Linked DNA regions of Homo sapiens: region 1 is linked to region 2. Evidence: chromatin loops called from intact Hi-C (ENCODE). Cell type or tissue: HepG2. All regions are shown on one strand. Links, peaks and the distances in the headings refer to the core of each region. The heading gives the core; the rest is flanking DNA.

What was found. Hi-C counts contacts between places; a loop is a spot of excess contacts. Peaks named below come from ENCODE experiments on the same cell type or tissue, not always from the same donor. Only the 100,000 strongest peaks of a DNase experiment are listed, where the experiment ranks them.
Region 1: it touches region 2 in a loop (2.7-fold over the local background); 4 of 110 quality-filtered maps call a loop at or near these places.

Annotation. Positions count from the first base shown.
Region 1 is chr2:228,593-240,120 of GRCh38, reverse strand. It overlaps SH3YL1 (SH3 and SYLF domain containing 1), which reads left to right. Exons shown (of 10, transcript NM_015677.4): 5 at 5,849-5,961; 6 at 6,892-7,020; 7 at 8,930-9,098; 8 at 10,077-10,155. Among named protein-coding and RNA genes, the nearest start is that of SH3YL1, 30 kb to the left of the region's middle. RefSeq lists a silencer at 2,005-2,205. In HepG2, for the core only: no CTCF peak of the experiment used is centred there; a DNase peak (open chromatin) is centred at 5,490.
Region 2 is chr2:170,681-182,208 of GRCh38, reverse strand. It overlaps LOC105373324 (a long non-coding RNA gene), which reads left to right. Exons shown (of 4, transcript XR_922689.3): 2 at 6,441-6,651. Among named protein-coding and RNA genes, the nearest start is that of SH3YL1, 88 kb to the left of the region's middle. In HepG2, for the core only: no CTCF peak of the experiment used is centred there; DNase peaks (open chromatin) are centred at 5,128, 5,648, 6,138 and 6,588; H3K4me3 peaks cover 1,588 bases.

The DNA.
Region 1 (11,528 bases), core at 1,066-9,065, 58 kb before region 2:
GGAGGAAGGAAGCTCCAGACCTCTCAGCTGCTCTTGCCTGGAATGGAGCTTCTGTACAAGGAGCTGTGGGAAGAGAAATGCTGGCAGAAGCCTCTCCTGTGGATATACTGCAGCCCTGACCAGGGGCTGGGGGAAGGAAGTCTGTGTTCTTGCAAACCCCCTTCCCCAAGAGGAGCTTCCATCAGGCTGACCTGCAGCGGGGCACAGGTTATAGCTCAAATGTCACCAACTCTCTCTTCCTTACCAATATTTAATAGTGTTCATTGAATCAATGTGTCTTCATTTTCTTCACTTGCCATATGCCCTTAGGACAATTTCCAGAAGTGTTAATTTTTAAAATAATTTTTACCAGTTACGGTTATTTTGCTGTGGAGAGGGTCTGTGGCCTCTTTATGCCACCACTGCAGTGTCATTCTGATTTGTAGATACATTCTACAGTGGGATGGAGATTCAACTGTAATTGTTAAGTTTTAGCTCTTCTTTTGTTAGTTATAGAACAGTGAACAAAGTACTTAATCTTCCTGAATCAAATCTGTAAAATAAAAAATTTTTAAGTTGAATAAAATGGTCCTTAAATACCCCCTTTCACTTCTGATATTTGTGACTGGCAACAAAGCTTGCCTGTTCTGGGCTAAAGTTGTGGCGCATTGTTTTTTGCCTGGGTCAGTCTCAGTTTTTCTCCGGACATCTCCCGTACCTTCCACGTGGTGTATCCAGTGCTGCAAAAATGTTACATTTGCTCCAGGTTCTTCATCTGACCTTCCAAACACAGAAAGGGATTGGAGTACCACCTTCTTAATTATTTGTACTATTATTCTAGAATATCTGGGGAGATGCTAACCTATTAGTTGCAATGGATGCCTTAGGACATTCGTGCTTAATTCTCCTAGAGAATCCTGGTGGAAAAAGATTGCAGTCTTAATTGTGTGTTCATTAATGGCCTGTTCTTAAGGTCAGTTCTCTTAACTAACAAGGTCTAGTTGTGCAAAGGATGCTGCTTAACAGCCACTGCTGTCTGAGGCTGCTCCTGGATAGCTTATTGCATCGTGCTGTGGTTTCACTGGAGAGTGAATGTCAGACTCATTCTTCCAGGGGCATAAGTGTAAGTGACCCTAAGCTTAGCCAGAAGGCCGGCGTGGGGTTAATTTATGTTCGACAATCTCAACCTTTAGACTCCCAGATTCTACAGGGTGGAGAGTTCCCTGGTTCTTGGAACATCAGAGGTACTGAATAATTGTCTAAATTAGTGACTGAATACGTGTATCTGGATTAGGGATTAATTTGGGGGAGGGGGAAGTTTTTGTGGTAAAGAGAGAGAGATTAGTAAAGAGAGTTGAGATTGTGAGAAGTGAAGTCGTGAAAGTCAGTGGTCTGAGGAAAGACAATGCTACATTTGCTTTAAATACCACTAACGGTTTCTTTTTGGATGACAGTTGTAGCAAAGCCCAAAGCTCAGAAAGTCCTGCTGCTGGCTTGGCTTTGGACATGTACAGTCCTTTGCTGTGTTTCCAGAGCTAGAGCTCACACTGGGTCATCAAGCCAGAGCAGTCTGGCTTTTACTCAAGATTGGAATTTGAAAAAACAAAAACGACTGCTTTTTCCAGGGAGAATTTACATGGGCCCTTTCACTTTACTGAAGAGGAAGGTATTTGGGTTTAAGTTGAGGATAAATTATTGTTAGAGATCAGAGTCCAGTTTCTAAGCCCCCTAAGAATGGGATGTAAGGAAAAGATCTGTTGGTCTGAGGAATGGAGGGGGTGTTGTTGCTGGAAGGACGCTCCACTTAAGCTTGGTTTACATATTGAGACTGGCCATGCCACACACACACACACACACACACACACACACACACACACACACAAGGAGGGAGGAAAAGGTTTATTCCCCATGTAGTGAGGCTTTTAGGGAGATTGGGGCAGGCTCCAAGGCCAGCCCAAGAGTGGCGTGAGAGAACGGCAGGGTGGAGGAGGAAGCCCAGCTTTCTTAGCGGGTTGTCCAGATGTGGGGCTTGAAGGCTGACAGCAGTCAATCATCCAGAAGGGGGTGATGCTCTGACAGGACAACAGCCCGGGACTCAGCTGTGTGGGTGTGAAGCAGGCTGACCACACAAGAGGGAGATGGGGTGGTACCCTCTCAGCAGCTGCTTTCAGGAAATTCAGTCGCAGAGAAGAGGGACATTTCTCTCCCGCAGCTTCCCCTGCATGGCAGCTGTGGTTTTTCACATTCTAATGTTTAAGAATTTATTTAATTGAAACACTTGCATCTGAGTTATTCAGTTTTATTTTTTAATTTTTTTTTTGATTTATAGTGGACTACATATTTTCCTGGTACTTGTAATAATTTAATACATGCATACAATTTGTAAAGATCAAATCAGTCTGATTGGGGTATCTGTCACCTTAAATATTTGTCATTTCTTTAGGCTGGAAGCATTCAAGTTCTCTTCTAGCTATTTTGAAATAGTCAATAGATTATTGTGAACCATACTCACCCTACTGATCTTATAAATAAAACACAAGTCTTATTTCTTCGATCAGACTGTTATGTAGTTGAGTTTTAATGCAGACTTCTAAAGAAGTCTTATCAAATGCTTACAGGGTTTTCTGAGAGTGCCGTCCCAATGTGTTGTTCAGCTCCTCCAGATTCCTGCAGGAAATCTGTCTTGCTCCTTCTTCTAAGCTGTGGAAATAAACTGAGGGCCATTGCTGCTCACATGCTCGCCAAGCTGTCTGCAGAGCTTTTGACCTGGTTCTCGGGCTAATTGGTAGTGTCACCAAAAAACACAATATTCTCTTATTCTTATTTCAAAAGAACTAAAGAGAGATCAGACCAAAAAAAATCAAAAGACTTTGTTTTTCCTTCAGCTGCCTCTCATAGCTTGGCCTTACTTAACTGTACCACGATGTACCAAGCAGAAGCGGAACATAAGAACCAGTGTAGCTACAAGGTCATGGGTAGTACTTTGTATTTTCCGAGTGGGAAATGTGGGAAGCATTATGGAAGGCAAATTTGTTATCTAAAAATACATACAAGATACAGGTTATACAATCACTGGTGAAAATGCTTAACTTTGCATAAGAAAAGCTAAATAATTATCTGCCATTCAGCACCATAACCCTCAGAAATTGTCTATATGTAAAATAAAATGAACAGTTGGCAAGCGTCAAGCTGAAGCATCTTGTGTGGGTCAGCTCTCTGGTAGATTTAGTTTGACCTACAGATCTGAAGTGTATTTTATTTCATAAAATGATTCAAATTGAACATTATTAAGAACATACTTGCATCAGGAACTCTCTTAGGGCCTTTCAAGTATAATCTCATTTGGTTATAACAGGATTTTTCTGTCACTCATATAAAAATGTTGACTTGAGAGCATTGATTTGATTAAAAAATGTGAATAACTGTATAATGAAGGCATATTTTAAGCACGAGTCTGCTTGACCTTTGCATGTTTTATTGAACTGATTTCAATTCATCCGTAAACAGCCTTGAATGTGTGCCACTATTATTACACCCATTTTCCAGAGAAGGAAATTGCAGCTTTCAGCAGCTCAGTGATTTGCCCAAGGTCGCACAGCATGCAAAAGGGAGTAATGGAGTTCCCACCTAACTATTTTTAATTTTGAGCCCAAATTCTTAGCCCCATGCCAGCACTGTTTCAACTTCCCAGGTACACTTGACGCCTATATCTGATTCTCACAGTAGTTCCATGAGGTGTAGGTCCTAGTAAGCAAATTTTAAACACAGAACAGTCAGAGACACAAAGACTGGTTAAAAGACCCCAAAGTCCACAGCTCTCGAGAAGCGGAGCTGGGATGGACATTGGTTCTTCACACCCAGGGGTGCCCTGGCCCATGCTGCCTCCCCTGGCCCATGCTGCTGCCTCCCCTGGCCCATGCTGCTGCCTCCCCTGACCCATGCTGCTGCCTCCCCTGGCCCGTGCTGCTGCCTCCCCTGGCCCATGCTGCCTCCCCTGGCCCATGCTGCTGCCTCCCCTGGCCCATGCTGCTGCCTCCCCTGACCCATGCTGCCTCCCCTGGCCCATGCTGCCTCCCCTGGCCCATGCTGCTGCCTCCCCTGACCCATGCTGCCTCCCCTGGCCCATGCTGCCTCCCCTGGCCCATGCTGCCTCCCCTGACCCATGCTGCTGCCTCCCCTGACCCATGCTGCTGCCTCCCCTGGCCCGTGCTGCTGCCTCCCCTGGCCCATGCTGCCTCCCCTGACCCATGCTGCTGCCTCCCCTGACCCATGCTGCTGCCTCCCCTGGCCCGTGCTGCTGCCTCCCCTGGCCCATGCTGCCTCCCCTGGCCCATGCTGCCTCCCCTGGCCCATGCTGCCTCCCCTGACCCATGCTGCTGCCTCCCCTGACCCATGCTGCTGCCTCCCCTGACCCATGCTGCCTCCCCTGGCCCATGCTGCTGCCTCCCCTGGCCCATGCTGCCTCCCCTGGCCCGTGCTGCTGCCTCCCCTGGCCCATGCTGCTGCCTCCCCTGACCCATGCTGCCTCCCCTGGCCCATGCTGCCTCCCCTGGCCCGTGCTGCTGCCTCCCCTGGCCCATGCTGTTGCCTCCCCTGGCCCATGCTGCCTCCCCTGACCCATGCTGCCTCCCCTGGCCCATGCTGCCTCCCCTGGCCCGTGCTGCTGCCTCCCCTGGCCCATGCTGTTGCCTCCCCTGGCCCATGCTGCCTCCCCTGACCCATGCTGCCTCCCCTGGCCCATGCTGCCTCCCCTGGCCCATGCTGCTGCCTCCCCTGGCCCATGCTGCCTCCCCTGACCCATGCTGCCTCTCATTTGATGGGTCATATTATTTTTCAGTTCTAACTTTGGACTTCCACATTGCAGTGATTAATTTGAGTAACAAATGCTTTCACTGTGTTGACCTGCCTTGAGCATTCAGTTGAATCTCATTGTAGTTTCTTCTTTTATTTAGAGAAAAATTAAGTCAGCTGGGCTCAGTGGCTCACGCCTGTAATCCAGCACTTTGGGAGGCCGAGGTGGGTGGATCACCTGAGGTCAGGAGTTCAAAACTAGCCTGGCCAACATGGCGAAACCCCATCTCTACTAAAAATACAAAAAATTAGCCGGACATGGTGACGTGCCTGTAATCCCAGCTACTCAGGAGGCTGAGACAGGAGAATCACTTGAACCCGGGAGGCGGAGGTTGCAGTGAGCTCAGATCACGCCACTGCACTCCAGCCTAGGCAACAAGAGTGAAACTCTTTCTCAAGGAAAAAAAAAGAAAAATTAAGTCATGGAAATAGGCATTCCTAATGGAAACTGCTTTGCTTTCTGGTGTGTTGAGCTTCTGTGACCTATAGTGAAGTGGCCCAGGTTCACAGCTTCCTGGTAAGGAGCACACCCCTGGCCAGGAGGAGAGTGTAGAAAGGCTCTCAGGACCTTCAGCACCATCGTCCCTGGTGCTGTGCTCTTCGGGCTTGGCTTTTACAAAGTTTAGTCTGATGAGATCAGAGAGCATGTTGGATCCCTTCCAACAACCTTTGTTTGACTTGTTAGCACTGACGGTTTACCTAACCCCACTAAACCTTAGGATCACCACCTACATGACCAGGTTGTGTGGAAGATTGAAGGACATGATGCAGGTAAACCTCATAGTATACACATGGTGCACAGTAAATGCTCGCTGAGGTTTGTTGTAATTACCTGTGGCAATATTGGCTTCATAATTCATCAGCTCAAAATAAAAATATGGCTCTTGTCTCACGTTCTTTCCTGTCTCTATTGATGTTTTGCTACAGTGCATATGGTGTAGTTGAGTGTTAGTCAAGATGAATTTTAAATGATATTTAGTCTTAACGATTTTTAAATCCATGGGTTTCTACACTTTAGGTATCAGACTTGGTGATAATTCTGAATTATGACCGTGCTGTAGAAGCTTTTGCAAAAGGCGGAAATCTGACCCTCGGAGGGAACTTGACTGTGGCGGTTGGGCCCTTGGGAAGGTGAGTTCTTTAAATAGATGTTAGACAGTAAAGGTTTAACAACTGCATATTTTATTTTGCATTAATAGGAAACTTGAATTAAAATGAACAGATTTGTACATCCCCAGATTTATACATGCCCGAAAGATTTGAGGTCATCACAAATAGGAAATTCACAAAACACAGCCAGTGAGATAAGCTAGAAAATCTGAAACCAGAACACACAAGAAATAATGAAATGTTTTGGAAGCATAGGCCATTGTATCTGTCAGACTTGAACATAAAATCCACCTTAAGCTTTGAGAGAGCCAAACACAAGTCAGATTTTATGATAAAGTTAAGCTTCGATTAGGAAAGAAAGAGCTTTTTTCAAAGTAAATCATAAAAATTGGATATGGATGTGTTTTTTTTGAGCCGTGTTTACAGTACTTAAAGTGTATTTTTCTTCTCTATTAATGAAATGCTAGTCTTGGATTAATTGTGCAATGTAGAGATATTTTATACCCACACTATTTATAGAAGTTACACAGTAAAATCATCTAAAAATGTTTCTTGGTTCCATGAAAATACTCAATGCAAAAATAATCCAAATTCTTTAGCACTCTTGAGATGTATTTCCCAGTTTTAAGAGAGGAAGATCCGGTTGGAAAATGTCAGATTTACAAATTTTTAAAATATATTTACACATGCTGCACTGTATTCTTTTTCAACACAGTTCTATGTTACCAGAGCCTTCTGTAATAATTTCATGTATGTTCTTCCCCCGGCCTGTTTTTCCTCTAGGCCACATTAAAACATCTAATTTAGGCCTACAGTAAGTAAAACATAGAAACAGCTGAAGAAGGTACAGAACAAAATAATTCATTTGAGCTAGAAGGAGTGCTATTTAAATAGTGATCCTCGGCTTGGAGCTGCTCACAGCTTTGTGATGCAAAATCTTGTGCTTTGCAGGAACTTGGAAGGAAACGTGGCCCTGAGAAGCTCCGCTGCCGTCTTCACGTACTGCAAGTCAAGGGGACTCTTTGCAGGCGTGTCTTTAGAAGGGAGCTGTTTGATTGAAAGGAAAGAAACTAATAGAAAGTCAGTTCAAGTTAAAGTGATTTTAATTGAAAGTGTGATGAGAAAATAGTACTTCAAAAGTTGATATAATTTGCAGAGTACATTTATATATTCTTTTTACAACATGTGGTTTTAAGTGTGTATCTTACATTTAAAAATTAAATATACAAATAATATATGCTCGTAGAAAATGCAGAAGACACATGAAAAAGAAATAAAAAAAACTCGATCCCTTTAAAAGACTAACACAATTCACATTTTGCTTTACTGCCTTCCAACATTTTCCTAAGCATAATTTTTTTTGTTTTGCCATATATGATGATAATCACCATATATATTCAGTTGTAAATGCTGTTTTTTCCACTTCGCATTTTAAGATAGCTGGAAACCATCATTCTCAGCAAACTATCACAAGGACAGAAAACCAAACACCACATGTTCTCATTCACAGGTGGGAATTGAACAATGAGAACACTTGGACACAGGGAGGGGAACATCACACACTGGGGCCTTTCAGGGGGTTGGGGGCTGGGGGAAGGATAATATTAGGAGAAATACCTAATGTAGATGACGAGTTGATGGGTGCAGCACACCAACATGGCATATGTATACCTATGCAACAAACCTGCACATTGTGCACATGTACCCCAGAACTTAAAGTATATTAAAAAAAAAAGAAACTTAAACATAAGTTAGTAATACTCTTAGTTGGATGCACCGATTTCAGTGATTTTCAGATGTTTGTGGAAGGCACACCAGTTACAACTCATGTGTCAGTCAGTATTCCTTGTTGTGAGGTTTCCTGTTCTACACTCCACCTTTGTCTTTTCTCATGTCAAATAGAGAGCAATTTAAAATACAGTTTGATTTAAAAAAAAAAAAAGAATCTGGAAGTATCCTAAAAGGTAAAGGGAAACTTCTACTTTAAATTGGCATCTGGCTGATTTTTCCCAAAGATGCAAATTAAGTGGCTCTTACAAATTGCCACTAAAATATGTGTAAAGGCCCAGAAAGAGATAAAGAGCTAAGACTGACAGCAGGACTTCTTCCAGAACCTGCAGAAGTTCCATCATTGCCAGCTTGATCGGCTGGCACTGCTGGCATTGGCCATTCAAATTCGCCACGCGTGGCAGACAGACCCGCCACTATCCGAGACAAAGCATCCAGTGTTTACCCCACCGAGTCATTCAGGAACTGAACAGCACTATTTAATAAAGCTAAATATAAACCACAAGAGGTAGAAAATAGGAGGGATGGGGAAAAATAAGGTTTTCAGAACTATTCATCTTATAAAATCAAAAGTGATGTGTTAACTCCTGGCTTTATTAATTTGAGAACAGTTAACAAAAGAATGCTTTTAGAAACTTCTGGTTCGAGCCCGTTGGCAGGCCTTCCCACTAAAGTTCAACTAAACCCTGGATAAACTAAAACAAATATGTTGCTTAATGAATGGCAGGACCTCCAAGCATGTAAGGCAAATGTTTATTTAATCTTGATAAAAATAAATATTTTAAGGAAATTACAAAGCCACAGTTATAGGTACCATTTTTTAAAGAAATTTAAAAAGTAAAAACCTATAAAAATGTATGTGCTTGTGTGTATATTTATATGTGTTTATATATGAATATGTGTATGTATATATATGGGCAAGTATAAGTATTTCCATGATAATGTGGATGTGCTTTTTATATTAATAAAGAAAGGATACATATAAGGATATTTATGGTAGTTGCCTGTAGAAGTGAACTTTGGGGTACATTTAAGACTTGAACATGGGATATTGCTTAAAGTTAGTGTTTAAAAAGTAGTGTATATGAAGTGCTATGTATGAATGATTATATATACACACCGTGTGTGCGCACATGCTATGTTTAACTCTAGAAAAGATTTGTGTATATTAAAATGTTTTTAATTTTATATTTCCCATTAGATTTTATTGTCAAGATATCCGAGCTTATGACATTTTATTTGGAGATACACCGCGGCCTGCTCAAGCCGAAGATCTTTATGAAATTCTTGATTCCTTTACTGAAAAGTATGAAAATGAAGGACAACGAATCAATGCAAGAAAAGCAGCAAGGGAGCAGAGGAAGTCTTCTGTACCGTTTGGTTTTATGTTTCACTCAGTATTCTCAGAAAATCTCTTTCTGTAGAACATTCTGTCCCTGATATCAGGTTCCTAAGAACCTACTAAGCCTCCTTCGTAGTTTCACTGACTTCACATTCTTGTGAAAAGGTCATGCTACCTTGACATTTCCTCTGTACAGATTTCAGGGAAAAACATAATTTGTCCTCTGTGATTGCATTTCTCCAAGGATGGAACTTTGTTGTATCAATAATACAAATAATATGTGGGAGGCTGAGGCAGGTGGAGCACTTGAGATCAGGAGTTTCAGACCAGCCTGGCCAACATGGCAAAACCCCCTCTCTACCATAAAAATAGAAACATTAGCTGGGCATGGTGGCGTGTGCCCATAATCTCAGCTACTCAGGAGGCTGAAACAGGAGGATCGCTTGAGCCCATGAGGTTGCACTGAGCCAAGATCATGCCATTGCACTCAGCCTAGGCAACAGAGTAAGACCTTATCTCAATAATAATATATGAATAATAGTTGCAGATACTGACGCCTTTGTATGTCAGGCCTTGGGGCACCGAGGGATTTGTGTGCATTGTTCATGATGTTCCACAGCACCTTTCAGAGTTGGTATGATGCCTGTTTCATGGAATAAAAACTGAAGCCTAGAGTTTGTCTGTCACTGCCTCTGCCAGTTGCTTGCTAAACCAATTACTACACCACCGTCCCTGCAGCTCCCTAAGACCTTGCACAGGTGGTCAGAGGTGCCTGGGGGAGGTTAGCTTCCAGGCATGAGAAGAGCACACCCTGTCCACATCTGAGTCTTGTCATCCAGTTCAATTACATAGAGTCCAGAGGGGTGCATGTGAGCTTTGAGAGTGCCACATTAATAAGCACACATGATAAAAGTTTGCTACATAACCTCATTAGAAAAGAGTTATATGTGCCTAAGTAAAAACAAGATTTTAAAATTATGTGTATTTATCTTTTTGTTTCTCCCAGGCTAAAGAATTACCTCCAAAGCCATTGTCAAGACCACAGCAGTCATCTGCACCAGTCCAGCTGAACTCTGGCTCTCAAAGTAAATATTTTTGTTGCAATTCAAATACAGTTGTAATTAAGTAATTATTAAATGTTATCATTAAGAAATCAAGATACATTGTTAAACTTTAGAGTTAAATAGAAGAACTAACATATTTAAGAGTAAAATAAGTGCTCAGCCTCTTCTAAATACATGAGACAAATTGTCATTGCTATAATTTATGAAAACTTCTCTTTCTATTCATAAGACACTTTCTTTTTTTTTTTTTTTTTTTTTGAGACGGAGTCTCGCTCTGTCGCCCAGGCTGGAGTGCAGTGGCGGGATCTCGGCTCACTGCAAGCTCCGCCTCCCGGGTTCACGCCATTCTCCTGCCTCAGCCTCCCAAGTAGCTGGGACTACAGGCGCCCGCCACTACGCCCGGCTAATTTTTTGTATTTTTAGTAGAGACGGGGTTTCACCGTTTTAGCCGGGATGGTCTCGATCTCCTGACCTCGTGATCTGCCCGCCTCGGCCTCCCAAAGTGCTGGGATTACAGGCGTGAGCCACCGTGCCCGGCCCATAAGACACTTTCTTAAATCTACAAAGATATTTATCTTCAAAGGTTTTCTCATTTATTTTCTGTGCCATTTCTTCCAAAAACCGTTATCCTTCTGATTTGAAATGAGAACAAAATAAGCCTGTTTTTTTCTTATCATACTCATATTTATAATTCTGAATATCAGTTTTGACATATGTTCTTTGGAGCTCAGGATCTCATAAGGTGGTTTTTAAACTAGATGACATTTATAAAGCACCAGGTTTTGGTCTTTATCTTTCTCTCTATCATTCATTTTTGTGAATCACTTGTGTTTCTGTTTTTCGTATATGGAGGTTACCAGTAAATAGGAATACATTGAAGTAGGGACTTTCATGTGATGATTGACTGTTATACAAGAGTCATTGTGCTGTGGCTTTGGGTGCACAAAGGTGACTTTAACGTAGATCTTGCCTTTAGAGGACTTTCAGAACAAGAGGAGAGAGATTACATGTAGAAACATAACTGCTGTTAGTGGGAGAAGGCATATAAGTTTTGCGGGGAGTAAATAGTAAAGCTCTGCAGAAGGCGGGAAGCGCATCCTCGGCCTCCTCCTTAATTTTCTGTAATCATTTTCCCCAGTTTTGAGCCCAAGTCCCTCATATGATTCTTGGCTGTGCCTTTGACTGGTCTAAATGTAACCCTCCCAGGAAGATGCTCAGGAACCAGGCCTATTCCTCATTACCAACCTGCCTCCTGCCCCTGCGTCTGTCTCCTGTTCTTCTGGGATAAGCCGTGGTCCACTGCTGATTCATGTTCAGATGATTGATTTACTGAAACTCATATTTGCAGTGACTAATGAGATATGAGCACTGAATTTATTTTTATTTTAGATCTG
Region 2 (11,528 bases), core at 1,159-9,158:
ATTTTAAGTTATGCAAAAAGTTTACCTACAAGCATTTATCTCATTTATGTGTACTCAATTCTTTCATTTTTAACAGCCTATCTAGATTACTTCTGAAAATTAAGATATCAGAAAAAAATCTAGTCATTATTTAAAGTTATTTCTGTTAGCCATTTTTAAAACCTGTGAACATCAAGTTTTTACCAAAGTAAGAATTCTAAAGTTAAAGGAGATAGGTATTTTGCTGATAACTCAGAAGATTCAGCTGTTTTTATTGAGCCAACAATTTTAAATCAATCTCATTTGTCAAAAAACAATCACAGAAACAAAGATTATTCTGTTTTTGGCTGGGTTTCCAGTCCTATAACTCACATGCCAAACATTGACACCCTAAAATGTCCAGCAGAGGCAAATACAAAATAACCATTAAACCCAGGCAAAAACATATGCTGACAATTCTAAATACAGTTCTATTTTTACTGTACCAATAATTTAAAAAGCATTTTATTTATTAAAGATTTTCTTAAGTCTTATGAACTTGAAAAGCATTTGAACTTATTCATTTGATTTATGAGCATTTATTTATAATCTAATTTGGTAGCATGCTAGACACAACACACAACATAATACACATACATATACATCAACACATTAAACATGTATACACACACTAGCAAAGATCCAATAGCTTTTACCTTGAAACTCTAGCCATTAGATAGCATCACAAACTCATGAACATATAAAAGATATATGAACCCAAATTATTTTTGACAAAATTGGGACCTGTCCAAATGGCTACATTTTGTTTGCCCCAGTGGGTAAATCCAATAAAAGCTATGGACCACAATTTTGGGTAAAGCAGTTTTCATGGCAGTTCAATTTTTTAAAATCTTTTTAACTCTTCTTTCTGTTTTAAATGAGCTTTTAATGTTTACATTTTAGCTTGAACTGGATAAATGTATTTAAAAAATCCAAATAACCTTGAATTAGTAGTACTGTAGTGAGCTTTATCTCAACACCAGTAGCTTAATAACTATATAGCATATTCAAAGCAGGCAGAAAAGAAAATGAAGAAATAGACATAGAGAGCTTCAGAGGACTCTATTTAACTCTAAAGTTGCAGGTTAATCATTTCAGTTCTAAATTTTTCTTACTGTAATTTGTCCTTTCGTTTTAAAACATGTGCAAAAAGAAAAAACCTGGCATGCCTTTGAATTTGCCCGTGTTTTTAAACCATTAAATAACAAACAAATGGAAACTGACACAAATGGAGGACTCCCAAACTAATACTCAAAAAGGGAGACAGGAGAGATTTTTTTTTATTATTATACTTTAAGTTTTAGGGTACATGTGCACAATGTGCCAGTTAGTTACCTATGTATACATGTGCCATATTGGTGTGCTGCACCCAGTAACTCGTCATTTAACATTAGGTATTTGTTTTTAGAATATTATCTCACACAATCTGGTACCACAAACGACCTGTGCTAGGTCCAAATGGCACTAAAGCCCAAATGTCAGAGAGAGAGAATCCCACTGTGCACATTTGCTTGACTTACCCAGTCTTGAAGCCATCAACTCCTCAGATACCACTTTTTCTTGCACCAGCTGAGAGTTGCAGGCAGCTGATGCCTCGTAGGGGTGAAAAGGGAAAATCTCCAAGAAAAAGAGTTGTTGGTAGCTGCTGGGACGTTCCTGGAATCCTGGCCCCAGCCACAGGGTCAGATAGCCATGATCAGCTGGCACTCTTGAGCAAGTTGTTGCTCTGCCCAGTAGCGTGAATGGGTAAGTTCTGACATGCTGCTTAGGACAACTTCTCCACCCACTGAAAACTAGGCAGGCTAGATCACCTGAGGTGCACAGCACCATGCTGGGTGCCACAAATTGTAATTGAACCCAGGTTTGGCTGCTTGCTGCTTGAAAACCAAACTCAAGAGACAAGAGTTGGTGGGAACAAAAGTGGGTTTACCCAAAATCTGACAATCTGAGAAGATGGCAGACCAGTGTTGCAAAGAACATCTCAAGTTTCTCAGGCTGGCTGGAAGGTTTTTGTGGGGGGAGGATGTAGAGAAATTATGTGCAGGGCTTGACCATGTGTGGGTCAGTGTGTGTGGTCTCAATGACTGTCTTGAGCAATGGTCACCTGATGGTCTCCCTGGCATCAGCTTGACTGCAACAGGAATGCAGACTCACTGCTCAGAATTCTTCCCAGGGTGGGGTAATCTGCAACCTTGATTCTATGCTTAGTTTTTTAAGGCTGGTTCCTGAAGTTATCTAAGTAAATCATATGACTAAGCATTATTAAAAGCCCAGAATAGAAAAAAGGGAAAATAAAAAGGAAATAAAAGGAGAACAATTGTTTCTCAAGATGGGGTGGTAATTTAGGTTACATCTTCTCCAATGGGAAGCAGTGAGTATTCAGAAATAGTGGAATAATTTGCACTTTTTTTAAAAAAAGTATATTATCTATTTTCCTTTAAATATGCAGCAGAAGTTTACTATTATACAACTAAATTGTGTGGGTTCTCTAATTGCCCACCTAGATTAATATGTGGTTTATTTCACCTTGATGTTTTTAAAGAAAAGCCTGTGCTGTGTGAGGTTTAGAGCACGCACCATAAATAAGGAGGCTTGAGATGGCTGTGCCTTCCGGAAATGCCATGACCCAGGACCTACGCAGGGCCCACTGCTCTGAATCTTAACGCTTCTGAAATGGCTGTGCCTCCTGGAAATGCCATGACCCAGGACCTACGCAGGGCCCACTGCTCTGAACCTTAACGCTTCTGAAATGGCTGTGCCTCCTGGAAATGCCATGACCCAGGACCTACGCAGGGCCCACTGCTCTGAACCTTAATGCTTCTGAAATGGCTGTGCCTCCCCGGAAATGCCATGACCCAGGACCTACGCAGGGCCCACTGCTCTGAATCTTAACACTTCTTAAATGGCTGTACCTCCTGGAAATGCCATGACCCAGGACCTACCCAAGGCCCACTGCTCTGAACCTTAACACTTCTGAAATGGCTGTGCCTCCCCGGAAATGCCATACCCCAGGACCTACGCAGGGCCCACTGCTCTGAACCTTAACACTTCTGAAACGGCTGTGCCTCCTGGAAATGCCATGACCCAGGACCTACGCAGGGCCCACTGCTCTGAACCTTAACACTTCTGAAACGGCTGGATGTCTCTGCATGAGCTGTGCTTACCCAGTTGTTCCATTTATTCTTATATTTTACAAGCATTTAGTAAATTCTTGAGCTAGGCCCTGGGGACTACCAAAGGAATAAGATATCTGTTATTTTTATTTTATTTTATTTCAATAGTTCTGGGGAACAGGTGGTTTTGGTTACTTGCGTAGGTTCTTTAGTGATGGTTTCTGAGATTTTGGTGCACCCATCACCCAAACAGTGTACACTGTACCCAATGTGTAGTCTCTTATCCCTCACCCCCTCTCACCTTTCCCCCTAAGTCTCCAAAGTCCATTTTATCATTCTTATGCCTTCGAATCCTCATAGCTTAGGTCCCACCTATAAGTGAGAACATATAGTATTTGCTTTTCCATTTCTGAGTTACTTCACTAGAATAATGGTCTGCAACTCCATCCAGGTTGCTGCAAATGCCATTATTTTTTTACTTTTTATGGCTGAGTAGTATTCCATGGTGTGTGTGTGTGTGTGTGTGTGTGTGTGTGTGTGTATACATATATATATATAATATATATAATATTTTATTTATTCACTCGTTGGTTGATGGGCATTTAGTCTGGTTCCATATTTTTGTAATTGTGAATTTTGCTGCTATAAACATGTGTGTGCAAGAAGACATCTGTTCTTAAATTGCTCTCAATTTAGTTAGGAATACTTAAAATGGCTACACTGCAGGATAGAAAGTGTGCACAAATGATCACCTTTTAAATAGATGCATGAGAAGAAAGAACTCTGAAACGCAGTGATAAGTATGGTTCAGTGGAGCCCTCAGGACCTATCTCAGTGTGTTCCTCTAGCATCTCTTCTAGTTTCCTCATGCACTCTACTTTCTAGCTGCACCTGCATTATGCTTAGCACCTGTCCTATTCCCTCCTTTACTCTGAACCCCAGGTTCCCCTGTGTTTTCATGAGCACCTGTCCTATTCCCTCCTGCACTCTGCTCTCTAGCTGCCCCTGTGTTCTCCTTAGCCCCTGACCTACTCCCTTCTGCACTCTGCTCTCCAGCTCCACCTGCATGTTCCTTAGCACCTGGCCTATTCCCTCTTGCACTCTGTGTTCCAGCTCCACCTGCATGTTCCTTAGCACCTGTCCTATTTCCTCCTTCACTCTGCTCTCCAGCAGCACCTGTGCACCCACAGGTGGCTTTCCAGCTGTGCCTCCTGCCTATGCCCTGAGGAGCTCAGCACCCAAGAGTGAATGGATCAAATTACTGACTCCTTTTTGGTGTCGATCATCATTCTAGGCTCTTCATACACAACGTAAAAGGCAACACATTGCTACCTTTATTCAACTAGAAGGAAATTAAACTTCATAAAAGTTATACCCAGAGACCTAGTGCATGGAAAAGGGGTTTGTGCAATTCTTTCCACTGCTGCTTTTTATACTCAGTGCCCTATTCCTCCCTGAAAGAAATTCTGTTCCAAAATGCTGCAGTCACTGAGATTCTTCACTTTCTTTTCTCTCTCTCTTATTTATTTGGCCTATTTTTTATTTTTTTATTTTTTTGAGACAGAGTCTCATTCTGTCACCCAGGCTGGAATGTGGTGGCTCAATCTTGGCTCACTGCAACCTCCACCTTCCAGGTTCAAGCAATTCTGCCTGAGCCTCCCAAGCAGCTGGTACTGCAGGCAAGCACCACTACGCCAAGCTAATTTTTGTATTTTTAGCAGAGATGGTTTCACTGTGTTTCCCAAGCTGCTCTCAAACTCCTGACATCAAGTGATCCACCTGCCTCAACCTCCCAAAGTGCTGGGATTACAGACATGAGCTACCATGCCCAACCTTCACTTTCTTCTCTGAGTCAGAGATCTCTAGCAAGATAGCCTTTTCACAATTTTTATTGCAATAGAAGTATTTGAGACCTTTGTCAGGTTAAACTGTTGTGAGTTAAAGGTATGTCTGTTTTTCTGAGATACACTGAATTTAGGAATGTATGACTCAGTAATGAAAACTTGATCTGGCATCACCCTAGGCATTTGAGCTCCCAGACAGAGAAGGATCTGTTTTTCCAATCACTGACAAAGCCTGGCATGATCATGGTTCGCAGGAATGCAGCACCCCAAGAGGACCCTAGCAATTGGGAGAATTTTGTTTATATGACACTAAGCCCCAAATGACCTTAAATTCTAAATAAAAGTTCCATGGGCAATTTGTATAAGGGCCTTGTTTTTAAAGAAAATAAATTATATGACAGGTTTGTTATATATATATTACAAACTATACTGGTGAACATTTTACTCAACATTTAAAAATCTTTAATTAAGACCTTTCAGTACATAAAGCTTACATAACAAAGTCTAGCAAAAGTCTATAAAATCTAAACACATTTCTAAAAGAAAGGGTGGTGCCACGAAAGTTTACATGCTGAGGCTTTCAGGGTGGCTATGCTGTGTTGGATGTGGGTGGTGTTCTCTCTCTCGTGGTTTTGCTTCTTATGTGACAGTTCCGGCTCACGAGAGCTCTCTGGGCCCGTCTGTTGGCTTGCATCCTGTGGCGTTTGGCAAGTGAGATCTGTTTAATACAAAGTGTCAATAAAGCCAAGGTTATGATAGTTAAAAATAATCGATACTAATTCCCTAGAAATTTTGTCTTTTTTACCAAGCCACTGGTGCAATGTGGAGTCACTACATTTTATGCAAGAAGAATAACACCCTCACTCCACAGTCTGAACCAGAACTGACACTCGGTGGTGATTCCCCCTTTATTCTAGGAGGTGTTAACATTAGCTATGGCAATGTAAAACCGATGTTTTTGGAAGCAGTAGGGGCAGGGAATGGAAAATCCTCTGCAGCTGTCAACATGGGGAGTGAGACAATGCTCGTGTTGACTTGTGGAACTGGATGAGAATCTACTGCTCCTTCTCTAGTGACAGTCTCTGTCATTTGCATAGAAGGTTAAACGCAGGGAGGGCACGGGGGTTCCATGTAAACTTCAGTAAGTTGCATAAACAGAGGCGGCGATGTTTTATGTCTCTGATCTTTTCCAAGGACATCTGGCCTCTGGGTTGCAGCGCAATGCTCACTAACAGAAGCTGACTCATTTGTGTTATGTCTCTGATCTTTTCCAAGGACATCTGGCCCCTGGGTTGCAGCGTGATGCTCACTAACAGAAGCTGACTCAGTTGTGTTTTCTGGTTTTGGGGAATATCTTTAATCACCACATGAATGTTTATAAACTGTTGGGGCTAAACATGAAACTCACTCTTCAGGTGCCGTCTCCACCTAGCCACCGTGTACATTTTCTTTCTCTCTCTTGCAGCTGTTCTCTTCCTACGGACTGAATGAAAAATAAAAGGAAGTCATTTCTGCATGTGTCACAGAGGCATCCTTTGGTTCTAAAGGAAGCTAAGTTGGATTCCACAAGCCCATGGTCCTTATAGCATGTGAATAGGATTCAGTCACGGACGAGAAGGAAGAGGTTCAGGAGAGACTGTAATCGCCCTGTCCAGGCTAACCCTCCAGCTGTGCAGGTGACAAGCTTGCCTGTGTTTGTGTTGTGTAAGTGTGTGCGGTACAGCTGCTAATGTAGTGTCCGGAAACATCTTACAAAGTAAGCCTTCCCCTACATGTAGTTTTATGTGGGTATAAATTCATTTCAGTTCTTGACATGAACATTTGTACAGTGCTTCCAAGTGAGGCTTTGACTGCCTCACATCTGGAATCCTTCAAGTTTATCCTTCTTGGAGTCAGTGTCGTGAACGTTTTTCCCCCAGGTCAAGAGTCTGCTGTCAACATGATGTTCTCTAATTACATGGCTTTGTACAACTCCCAGCTCTGTGGACATATGTTTTTGTATTTAAGGCATTCCTTCTTTTACCTCTGTTTATAGATCATCCTTGACTCTGCTCTTTTCCCACTGCCTTTATCTCAGGTCCTTCCCAAGGTTTTGTGCTGGCTGACTTCTTTTAAGTAATGGAAGAAGAGGACGTGGGGTCAGTCAGCCCAGCTTCTGATCCCTTCTCCACCCATTACTTGGCAAATTAAAGCTGTGTTTAGGCTTCATTTGTTTCGTCCTGGATTTCTCAAGAGTTACAATTTTTAGATATATTAATTACAATTATAGAGTTGTTTAAAGATCAAACAAGGCAATGTATATTGATGTGTTTTGTAATCTTTAAAACTCAATAGAAATGTAAGATCTTGCTATTACTATATAATTGTAAAATCTTCCATTTCTTGCTTTTTCTTTGGTTGCTGGCCTAGAAATTGAATCAATTCTCTTCTCTTTTTATTTTTTAAAAAATAATCTTGAGCATATGAAATTGCTGATATTTTAATATATTGCTAATGTTTGATCTATTCAAATGGTAGCTTCCTGTGGTTTCTTCTAATAGTTAAAACTATGTCAGGTCAGGCATGGTGGCTCATGCCTACAATCCCAGCACTTTGGGAGATCAAGGCAGGCAGATCACCTGAGGTCAGGATTTCAAGACACGCCTGGCCAACATGGTGAAACCCCGTCTTTACTTAAAATACAAAAGTTGGCAGGAGAATCACTTGAACCCAAGAGACAGAGGTTGCAGTGAGCCAAGATCACACCACTGTACTCCAGCCTGGGTAACAGATTGAGACTCCGCCAAAAAAAAAAAAAATATATATATATATATGTGTGTGTGTGTGTGTGTGTGTGTGTCTGTGTGTGTGTGTGTGTGTGTGTATATGTATATATATATATATATATATATATATATATATATCAAAGTGATATATTTGTATAGTGAAACCCCAGACACTACCACTAAGTGAATGATGATATAAAACTCTTATTTCTTATTTTGCTACAATGTTAGGTTCTCAACAATCATTCTGCCTCCCAGTTTACCTTGGTCTTTTTTCCCATTGGGATTGGTTTCCCTGAAATGTCTGGTGATTCTTCATTGTTCACATTTAATAGTGACACATGAAGAAGGAGAATGAGTCTGTGTTATCATTAGTGAAAGGCTCATCTAGAGGTGATTCTTCACTGTTCACATTTAATAGTGACACATGAAGAAGGAGAATGAGTCTGTGTTATCATTAGTGAAAGGCTCATCTAGAGGTGATTCTTCACTGTTCACATTTAATAGTGACACATGAAGAAGGAGAATGAGTCTGTGTTATCATTAGTGAAAGGCTCGTCTAGAGGTGATTCTTCACTGTTCACATTTAATAGTGACACATGAAGAAGGAGAATGAGTCTGTGTTATCATTAGTGAAAGGCTCATCTAGAGGTGATTCTTCACTGTTCACCTTTAATAGTGACACATGAAGAAGGAGAATGAGTCTGTGTTATCATTACTGAAAGGCTCATCTAGAGGTGATTCTTCATTGTTCACCTTTAATAGTGACACATGAAGAAGGAGAATGAGTCTGTGTTATCATTAGTGAAAGGCTCATCTCGAGGTGATTCTTCACTGTTCACATTTAATAGTGACATGTGAAGAAGGAGAATGAGTCTGTGTTATCATTAGTGAAAGGCTCATCTAGAGGTTTTGCTTCAGGGAGTCGATGGGGTTTCCACATGTTAGTAAGTGATGCGTTTGGTCTCAATGGTTTCCTTTCTCTGGAGAAAACCTTCTCCTCTCCTCTCTGGAAGGCAGCTGCTTGCTTGTTGGTTGTTGGTGTTCTACTCACTGGTTACCCGAGGGGTGGGGTGCAGGCATCGGTGAGGGAGGATAATGAGGGTTGACTGTCAATGTACAGATTTTAATCGACCCTCCTGTTTTCTGACGCCTGCCTCACTTCTCCGCCCCTCACCCCCAGGAAGGTGCACAGATGATGCTCCTTCTCGCGGATGCGAGGCCACCAAATCAATTTTTGTCTTTGCTGTTCTCTCTCCATGATGGATAACCATCATGGTTTCTTGGGAGGGAAAGGAAACAACTGGGTCAGTATTTCATCTACCATCTTTAACTTGGAAGCTTCTTCTTCCAGCTAAAGCTAGAATAGCAAAGCTTGAGAAAGGGTTTTGAAAATATTTCATAACTCAACTTTTTGGGATGATTTGAACATCTTAAGGCACTAAGTTACTGGGTTTTCTGAAAATGGTGATGGGGAATCATTAATTATTAATTAATCTCTGCTTTGTTTTAAATATATTGCACCAGGTTTGTGTGTTATAATCCCCACTCAAAAAGTACAGATTTTTTGATATAATTTTTTTTTGAAGAAATATCTTAACTACTCTACAATGCCACACTTAGGATGTGGGCAAATCTTTATTTAAGACAAAATGTATTATTTCTCTTTATGTAAATTAAGATATTGTGCCTTGAAAAATCATTCATTTGGGAATTTTTAAATCTTTCTCAGTTTTCTTGAACCTTTTGTGTAAGAGAAATGACCTTATATTTGTCAATTATTTCTACTAAACACTTAGCTGTGAGCATGAAAGAAACGGGCAGTTCTGTTACAAGAAAAAGTGGAGAAGGTGGTATCACTATTACTCTTTCATGGACGGGCAAACAGTTCAGGAATTTCCCAGAACCGAGGTTTTCTGTCTTATAATTGGGTGTTCTTTGTCTCATAACGTGCGCTTCATCCTTCTGTATGAATTTCTTTGCTCAGCCTGACTATGAATGTCGGCTCTCACATGCTAAGCACACATTAATTTCTCTTATCCTTTATTCCCACCTAGTGTGCGGGTGGTTTTGAGAGGATTCTGTATGGCCTGGTCCTCAGGTGCTTGGCAAAATGGGTCCACCCCCTCCCGGGTAACCCTGGCTCTAGGCCCTCTTCCATGTCCTGGCCTTCCCCAGTAGTCCCCTGGAGCCCTCTGGTGACCAAAACTCCACAGTGAAGCGCCTCCAGGAATGGTGGCCGGTGAAGGGTTCCCAGTTCAGGACACGTTATTCCTTTTCTGTAAAAACGGCACCACTTTCAGCTAGACTCTCAGGCAAAGGCACAGAAAATTATCTGATTAGACTCATGATCTTTTAGAGGTTTCCTATCGCTGAGGTCATCTGAGCCAGTAGTTTTCGAAATGAGTTGAGGGCTTCATATCCTAAAATGTTGCATTTAAATTCTAGTTAAAAATAGTTTAACTACTGCATTTTTCCATTCTAAGACACATTTTTTTCATGTTTTGCTTTTTCTGGAGTTAGCATGCGTCTTATAATTGATATACTTCATTTAATATGATGAGATCTCTTCTATTCTTCTAAAAAATTATCAATACATTCATGATTAATATTGATTTAATAGCATCTCAGAATGTAAAACATCCAGGTTGCGATCATTAATTCTTCTACAATATTTAGATGCAAGAAGGTCATATTTCTTTCTTTCTTTCTTTTTTTTTTTTTTGAGATGGCGTCTCGCTCTGTCGCCCAGGCTGGAGTGCAGTGGCGCGATCTCGGCTCACTGCAAGCTCCGCTTCCCGGGTTCACACCATTCTCCTGCCTCAGCCTCCCGAGTAGCTGGGACTACAGGCGCCCGCCACCACACCCGGCTAATTTTTTGTATTTTTAGTAGAGATGGGGTTTCACCGTGTTAGCCAGGATGGTCTCGATCTCCTGACCTCGTGATCCGTCCCCCTCGGCCTCCCAAATTGCTGGGATTACAGGTGTGAGCCACCGCACCTGGCCATATTTCTTTCTTTTTATAAGTCAAATTATATCTAACAGAAACTCCCATGTATCAAGATGTGGAAGATTCCAATTCACGGAGGTTCCTCGTCAGATTCTGTGCCAGACACTGGAGGCTGGTATGGTGGGACTTCATGCTCCTCACCTTCCTGTCTCACTACTTTTCTTGTGACTGCCAATTGCTGGCCCTTTACTCTGAAGTGGGTGAGAGGACCACTGCCCCTGCTACTGGGGAGGGGATGCTCCTCACAGCACGAGAAGTGCCAAGAAGGCAGCAGTCAAACACTGGAACCTTGGCCACACCAACCACATCTGGGGAATTGCATGTGACTAGGGCCTAGCCCAATAGGAATGCTCCTCTTCTGGGAACATCTCCCCAGTATCTTCATTTTGTTTTCCCATTGGCTAGTCCAGCTTAACCCCTTAGACGATTCTAGATCTCCCCAGAAAATACCTAGGTGAGAGTTATCCAGGCAAATTCTCTCCCTCCTTTAAACCCCTAAAGGCTATAATGTGTGTGTGTGTGTGTGTGTGTGTGCGCGTGTGCGTGTGTGTGTGTGTTACAGAGGTCTAATCTGCAGAAGCACAGCTTGGCCTTCAGGAAATAGATGGGAAAAGGGAAAAGGGCCGCTTTATTATTTCCTCGTGCCTTCAAAGCACACACAAAGAAGGTATCAGTACTTTGTCTAATAATTCCTCTGTAACATTGAGCATTTAAAAGTTATTATAATACATTTAAATACCTTGCCCATACAAGTGCATTATAAAATGTAGCAGTAATG